3 separate regions of the Homo sapiens genome follow, and all the other regions are linked to region 1. The links are chromatin loops, found by intact Hi-C in ENCODE. Cell type or tissue: gastrocnemius medialis. All regions are shown on one strand.

What was found. Peaks named below come from ENCODE experiments on the same cell type or tissue, not always from the same donor. Only the 100,000 strongest peaks of a DNase experiment are listed, where the experiment ranks them.
Region 2: a loop joins it to region 1, with 9 times the contacts of the local background. A loop is called at or near these places in 15 of 110 quality-filtered maps.
Region 3: it touches region 1 in a loop (15-fold over the local background); 15 of 110 quality-filtered maps call a loop at or near these places.

The regions. Positions count from the first base shown.
Region 1 is chr2:11,597,117-11,599,616 of GRCh38, forward strand. GREB1 (growth regulating estrogen receptor binding 1) reads left to right here. Exons shown (of 33, transcript NM_014668.4): 14 at 665-862; 15 at 1,564-1,744. Among named protein-coding and RNA genes, the nearest start is that of MIR4429, 58 kb to the left of the region's middle. RefSeq lists a silencer at 1,494-1,698. In gastrocnemius medialis, no CTCF peak of the experiment used is centred here; DNase peaks (open chromatin) are centred at 665 and 1,265; H3K4me3 peaks cover 394 bases; H3K27ac peaks cover 2,122 bases.
Region 2 is chr2:11,680,962-11,683,461 of GRCh38, forward strand. LOC100506405 (a long non-coding RNA gene) reads left to right here and starts at 464. Exons shown (of 2, transcript NR_187639.1): 1 at 464-531; 2 at 1,230-2,362. It also overlaps a transcript of LPIN1 not described here. RefSeq lists an enhancer at 944-1,584. In gastrocnemius medialis, a CTCF peak has its summit at 1,261 (motif pointing left); DNase peaks (open chromatin) are centred at 220, 830, 1,260 and 1,825; H3K27ac peaks cover 2,500 bases.
Region 3 is chr2:11,697,034-11,699,533 of GRCh38, forward strand. It overlaps a transcript of LPIN1 not described here. Among named protein-coding and RNA genes, the nearest start is that of NTSR2, 28 kb to the left of the region's middle. RefSeq lists an enhancer at 1-409. In gastrocnemius medialis, a CTCF peak has its summit at 1,356; DNase peaks (open chromatin) are centred at 558, 1,228, 1,808 and 2,441; H3K4me3 peaks cover 968 bases; H3K27ac peaks cover 2,500 bases.

The sequences.
Region 1 (2,500 bases):
GTGGGCGATGAGAGGGCACTGGCGAGGGCCTCGGTCTGGCCTGGGAGGCAGCATCCAAGGACTCAGATTGGAGGTAGCAATGTCAGAGGCACATCCACAAGACAGGACATCTTTTAGTGTCACAGTAGACCTGATACCTAATTTAAAATTCAGTCTTTAATTATGACAATCTCATTTAATCTTGAATTGCACATCCATCACTGTCTCTGAGGTGATAGATTTTTCTATGCCAATTTCCTGCCTCTGAGTCTGTTGCTGATGTTTTTTATTCATACAGAGTTCCTAAATGACTGTCGTGTTAGTTTTCTTTTCTGGAGAGTTTGCAGTCCTCTTCCAGAGTCCAGTCTCAGCATCACCTCCCCTGGGATAGGCTCCTTGTCCCCTCTAAGCAGAAGAGACCACTGCCTCCACTGTGCTCCCCAAGTGCTTGGTTCTTATTTTTATTATTAAGTGAAAGATGGTGCATAAAATGATTGCTACCCCCACACCCGCCACTGCTTAGCTGAGAGCAGGGACTTGATAAACGTGAGTTATTCCCCTTTCCCTCATCGCTTTGTGAATGGGGCCGTCTCCCCTGGACAGGTCTCACTGATTCTCTGGCCAAGGGCCTGGCAGTAGCCGTGTGCCCTGGAGCTCACCTGGCATCCTGGGGCTCTGGTTCCAGGTTACAATCTGGAGCCACACAGCATCCGGCCCTTCCAGCTGGCAGTAGCGCAGAAGCTCCTCTCCCATGTGTGTTCCATTGCGGATTCCAGCACCCAAAATCTGGACCTGGGATCCTTTGAGAAGGTGGACTTTCTCATTTGCATTCCCCCCTCAGAAGTGACCTACCAGCAGACTCTGCTCCATGTGTGGCATTCAGGTATGGGGCATTTTGGGGAGAAGTCACGTGTGGAGAAGCTTTGATCTGCCGAAATCCATGTGTGGGTGTTGACACTGTTCTTTGCTATAGAGTGAATAGGGCAAGTATTGCTGCTCTTGTTTTATAGATTGTGAAACTGATGTTCAGAGACAGTGACTTGCCCAAGATTTTAGGATCTGTTGAAGGTAGAGCCAAAACTTGAACTTTCACCATGTCCCACTCAGGCTAGTGACCTAACCACATGTTGCTATCTAGCGTCACTGATATCCTTGTACTTTCAAGGATATCATATTTAACCACAGAGTACACAGATGTCCGGTGTCTTCACTGAAAGGACTCACTCTTTAGTGGTGTCATGTATCGCCCTGTGGCATTCAGACTGAGAGAGGGATTTTGCTGCTGGCAGGACCTTTCGGTTCCCTCTGTCTTACCATGCTTGGGATCAGCTGCTTCATGAAGCTGGTGCCCCTCGGGAGGGCTGCTGTACACACAGCCAAGGCTTGCCTGCGCCCCAGCTCCTGTGCAGGACAGTTATGCAGCTGTAACCTGTGTGGGAGTTTTTTCCCTTCCTTTCCCTGCTCTTGCATCTCTGAGTCTAGCTCAGGACCTGCTGTGTAGGAGTCGCTCCTCAGGTGTCTGTTGAGTGAATGAAACCCAGTGCGCATGTTTGCAGTTACTGATGTATGTTCTTTGTGTTGCAGGGGTTTTGCTGGAGCTTGGTCTGAAGAAAGAGCACATGACGAAGCAGAGGGTGGAACAGTATGTTCTGAAGCTAGACACGGAGGCACAGACAAAATTTAAGGCTTTTCTGCAAAACTCCTTCCAGAACCCGCATACACTTTTTGTCCTAATCCATGACCATGCGCACTGGGATCTTGTGAGGTTAGATTGACTTGATATATGACAAGTTGACATTTTCCTTCTTTGAAGTGATGTATGTGGATGTTCCCGGGGGCTGAGGGTACAAATCCTGAAAAGATGGATGATGTTTGGGCTTGGTGTTTCTAAGCAGATGCCATGGAGGTTTCCCACAATCTTGAGCTGGAAGTTATCTCAGGGATTATCCAGTGTGACCTCTGAAATTTACCATGGTGGAATTTAAGGGCTGGAGAAGGGAAGCGTGTCTCCCAGAGTCACAGGGTGGGGTGGAGTGGGAGGGTGTTAGTGGCAGAGCTGAGACCCCGAATCACAGCCTGATGCCTGATGTGTTTCTTTCATAGTCCACTCAGCAACAAGGAGCCATGCTGGTGTGGGGTGCGGAGGGTCCTAGCAGGAGTAGCTCAGCTTAGCCCTTCCCTGAAAGAGGCTCCGTGGGGGCTCTGGTACCGTGGGTCACCACTGATGCCTGCCCTTCTTTTTTTTTTTTTTTTCCTTTTTTTGAGACGGAGTCTCACTCTGTCGCCCAGGCTGGAGTGCAGTGGTGCGATCTCGGCTCACTGCAGGCTCAGCCTCCTGGGTTCATGCCATTCTCCCACTTCACCCTCCTGAATAGCTGGGACTACAGGCACCTGTCTCCACGCCCAGCTAATTTCGTTTTTGTATTTTTTTTTTTTTTTTTTGAGACAGAGTCTCTCTCTGTCGCCCAGGCTTGGAGTGCAGTGGCACGATCTCCGCTCACTGCAAACTCTGCCTCCCGGG
Region 2 (2,500 bases), 84 kb after region 1:
TAATACCTAACTATATACTACTCACAGGTGCTTGATAAATGGTAGCTATTATTAATACCAGCACTACACCTGAAAGCAGATGGCCTGTGGTGACAGGCTGGACTGCAAATACAATGGTGCCAAGACACTGAATCCCTCTACACTGGCCCAGTGGACTCAGAGAGCACTGTAGGGGAAAATGCATGGAGCCAGGTCCTGCATTTGTCTCTGTATGAAGAACTCTGAGTTCAGTCTTCCTTTAGTCACTTAGCTTGGCATTCAAGGCCCCTCAAAGGCTGGCCCCACCTCTCCGCCTGATATGGTTTGGATGTGTGTCCCCCACCCAAAGCTCCTGTTGAATTATAATCCCCAGTGTTGGAGGAAAGGTTTGGTGGGAGGTGATTGGATCATGGTGGCCGACTTTCCCTTTGCTGTTCTCATGAGAGATCTGGTTGGTTAAAAGTATGTAGCACCTCCTTCTATTGTCTTCCTCTTCCTCCTGCTCCGGCCATATAGGACGTGCTGGCTTCCCCTTCGCCTTCTGCCGTCATTGTAAGTTTCCCGAGGTCTCCCCAGCTATGCTTCCTGTACAGCCTGTGGAACTGTGAGCCATTTAAACCTCTTTTCTTTATAAATTACCCAGGTTCGGGTATTTCTTTATAGCAGTGCGAGAACAGGCTAGTACACCCCCGTCGGCTCTGTTCTTTCCTTCTACCACGTCCCCGTGCTGCCCCTGGGACGTGCTGAGCCAGGCGTGTTAGTTGGGTCTCCAGGGAGGTGACCATTCAGGACCCTGGACCCATTTTGTCACCTCCAGTCCATGTAGGCTTGGGGGTTGGACTTGGGGCCCCATCTACTCAGAGCTTTTGTTTGCCACCTGGGTTCATTTGGCTTCACCAACCAGAGGCCTGAACAGAGGCTGGGCGACGTCCTCTCCTCTGGGGCCCCTTTCTACAGGGACCTTTGGAGCGCACGCCCCTGACGGTGGCCGGGTGTGGAGACAAACCCAGGGAAAGGGTCCACTTCTCCCATACCGCGAACCCCCTGAAATGCCTGTGTGGGCTGCCCCCTGGTCCTGGGAGGGCTCTCGGGAGGCTGCTACCTCTGGCCGGCCTGAAGGCACTGGCGCCTGGGGTGTTCGTTGTGGGTGAGATGGAAACAGAGAAGAAAGCTGCAGGCCTCCGTGGGGAGCGGGGCTTTGGGCCTCTCTCTCCTCTCAGCGTCCTGGGCTTGCCCCACTCCTCCTGCAGGTGAGCCGTGGGGAGGCCTTGAGCGCCCCCTGGAGGTGACACTCTGCCACTACACATAGGAAACCACCTGGAAACCCAACCACAGTGTCTGATGTGACTTTTCTTAGTGACAGGAAATTAGGATGAGCACGAGCAAAGTCGGTGGTCACAAGGGAGCAGCCAGGCCAGTCCTGCTTAAACTCCTGCTGTTACATGTTTGCGATTGAACTCGTAGCAAGCTGCCGATGGAACACAACCTGCCTCCGGCACAGACGCCGATCTTCAATCCCTTCTCCCCAGCACCGGTGACAGCCCTAGTCATCCTTCAAGGCCCAGTTCAAATGCCTCCATCTCCATACCATTTCAGTTCGTGGTTGGGGATAGGAGCTCCCGTCGCGATCGTCATCTTTCTGCTGCAGACAGATTTTGTTTCCCTCTGTAAAGTTGGAGTGCAGGGGACAAGGCTCTGAACATAGCATTTAAGTGACAGAGATGGTTGTGGTCATGTCCCAGTATGTATTTATCTATCTCCTGCTCCAGTAAATGTCACACTCCCCGGGGCAGCGAGGGTGTCACCATCTCGGTGTCCCCACAGCACCTAGCACAGTCTCCCAGACGATCCAGGGCAGACCCTTCGCATGGGAACGCAAGTCCCTGTTTGTCCGGGTCACTCAGGTTTACGCCTATTGTCCTGTAATTATTTATGCACCCTCTTTTGCTGTCATAGGTGTTGGGTTGGAACAGTCACCCTATTTAGCACACACCTATTAAGCCAAAGCACCTTAGTGTGTAGGCTTCCCTCACCCAAACCTGTTCCCAAAGGTCCTTTCTCACCGGCTACTTTGGGGGCCCCAGTAATCTTCCCGACCCCTCTGGTCAGGGCCAGAGTGGGGAGCAAGTGTCTAAAGCAAGGCCTTCAACAAGGTCCCTTCCCTGAGAGACTCAGTTTGTGACGCTTGTGATTGTGAAGCTCAAATGGATTATGTGACTCCACATAACTCTGCAAACTGTGGTGCGCCCTATTATTGCCGTTTAACTTGTCAGTGTCGGTTCTGCACCCCTGCAGGCTCTGTAGGGGCTGGAGAAGAACACTTGATTTGGAATTTCGGTAATAGCCAGTGAGCTAAGAACCACATAAAATAATGCAGATCATATGAAATGCGTCATGTGTCATTTTGTCTTCTGATATTTAAACATGCTCAAGTGTATGGTAGAGAGCGTGAGAGAATGGGCTGAGCTGGGCTGGGTATACTTGAAATGATGACTCCAGACATGGGAGATGGGAGCGGCTG
Region 3 (2,500 bases), 100 kb after region 1:
GTCCCCCACCTGTGGCCCAGGGAAGGCTCTTTGTTCCTCAGCCCCAAGCTGTATCTGGTGAGAACAGATGCGTAGTCCCGGAGCTCAAGTTCTGGGAAGGGCAGTGCCCTTTTCTGTGGGGCCCTGGGCTTGTTCTGCATTGTTTCTAAGAGGAGCTGCCACTCAAATAGGCAGCCCTGCAATCGGAGGGCTGCGTGCTCCCCCTGATCAGCCCCCAGCTGCTTCTGGATACAACCGCACTACCCAGATGCTTCCTGGCCTCGCCCAGCTCTTGTGCTCCTGGCAGCCCTGAGCTCTGTCTTTGCTCCAGGCTGGAACAGCAAGCAAGCAGCTCCTGGTGGCCTGTGGCCAGTGCAGGAGGAACAGGAAGCAGCCCCCGTGGGCCACTGTGGGGCTGCACCAGGAGCTGTGCTCGGCTCCTGCTTCTCCCTGGTTTGGCCTAGAAGCTGGAAGTCTGCCCGAATCTGTGCGTCGTGTCTTGGGAATTCATCCCTTCCTCCCTAGCACTTGGGTGCCCAGTGCTTGCTGAACCGTGGTGACCTGCTGACTCCTTCCCTTGCCTGCCACTGGTAGTGACCTGGCCTGGGGACAGGGAAAGGACGCCCATTCATTGGCAGGGTGAGTGGAGAAGTGCTTGGTGGGCTGGTTTTGCAGCCACTGAAAACCTGAATCACACTGAGTCATCCTGTTGGCCTTGCTGGTGTGTGAGTGCTGGCAGAGTCTGGGTACCAAATGCCCCGGGCCTTGTGTCCTTCCCCATTTACAACCCCCTCCTCCCCATCTCACCAGGCCAGGGAACAAGCCCTACCGCACATTACATGGAAGCGAGTGTGCTCAGAAATGCAGGTTCTCCCGAGGGGCAGCCCTCAGTCACAAGCCAGACTAGTCACGCACCCCCGGCTGTGGGTGGCTTCCTGACCCAGAAGTGCCCAGTTTTGCCTACAGTCCTGGTGGAGCCGGTGGTGGTCAGAGAGTTTCACTGTCTCCAGCGCTGTGTTGTCGTTTCTGTCAAGCGATGGGCCCATTTCTGTCTAGAGCCCCTCTCTCAGGTCCTGATCCTGCTGGGATGTTGGTGTCTGTGACCCAGAATAGCTCAGTCAGGGGTGTGCGGGGCGGCTCCGGTGGCCATCCTCACTTGACGTCATGGCAAGCCCTGACTCAGGCTGTCTGTTCTCCCCTGGCCGGGCCCAGATGAGCCGCACGTGGCCCTCATTCCTGACAGCTTTGCTGCAGGTTGCAGCTGTCTCAGGAGACCAGATGCTTTGGGAGAAGGCACTGGATGTACTTGAAGTCAAGGGGCTGTGTCCGAGTTCTGTATTTAAAAATCCTCTTTAGAGTCAAGGCTTCTGTGACTGGCTGCCACGTCCTACGCCTCTTCCGGGAAACGTAGGAACAGCACACAGTAGCAGGGACAACACCACGTGGCTCCAACAGTTTCAGAAACAGCTGTTTCTTCATGTTCCTGGTGCTATTTCTGCAGAAGAACCCACTCACGTGTGAGCTGGTGGATCAGGCCCAGGTTGTTAAAAGCTGGTCTTCTAGATTGCCCGACACCATGCCTCTGAACACGGAGTGAATTCCTTTCTTCCGCGTTATGAAATACACAGTGTTTTTATCAGGACTCCCGCTGCTGGGCACTTCTATTTAAACAGAATAAGCTTTGTTGATTAGGGTCCTTCTCATGTGGAATCTCTGGTATTTTGGACGAGGTCAGGGCTTTGCACATTTTGTGAGCAGAAGGTGGGTCAGGGAACTTAGGAGTCTAAATGATGCCTATCAGCTGTCTCTCTGGTGTGTCAGCCTGAGCCAGTGGTTGGCCTTGGGCCCACTGCCTGAGCTCACACCCTGCCTGTAGAACTTGTGCCTCCTTCAAATCAGCGTCCCCTTTGGGGAAAATATATGGAGGCCATGAATCAAGCTTGGCCAACCAATGGTCCGCTGGCCGTATGCAGCCAGGGATAGCTTTGAATGTGGCCCAACACAACTTTGTAAACGTTCTTAAAATATTATGAGATTTTTTGCAAAGAAACTCAGTTTCTTCAATTAAAAAAAATGCAATTTTATTTTGTTTGTTTAGCTCATCAGCTATTGTTAGTGCATTTTATGTATGGCCCAAGACAATTCTTCTTCCAATGTAGCCCAGGGAAACCAAAAGATGGGACACTCCTGCTATAAATCAGTAACGGGTCCTCAGGAACTATTGAACCCCCATTTACATGCAAAATGTTTGTACTTGTTAAAATAAATCCACATAAGGACCTTTCTAGGGAACACTTTCTTGCTGAGGATAAGTCCTTACATGTAGTTGAAAACAGTGAGATATGTCATAAGTTGATGTCAGGGTCGACCCACAGCTTAGACTTGACCGGCGCCCTGATGTCAGCGGGTATGGGTATGGAGTCCCTGGGGGGGGCGTGCGGAAGAAAGAGCAGAACAGGGAGGAAACAGACACCAGAACGCTCACCTTTTACGGTGCTAGTGTGAGTCATGGGAGCACCTT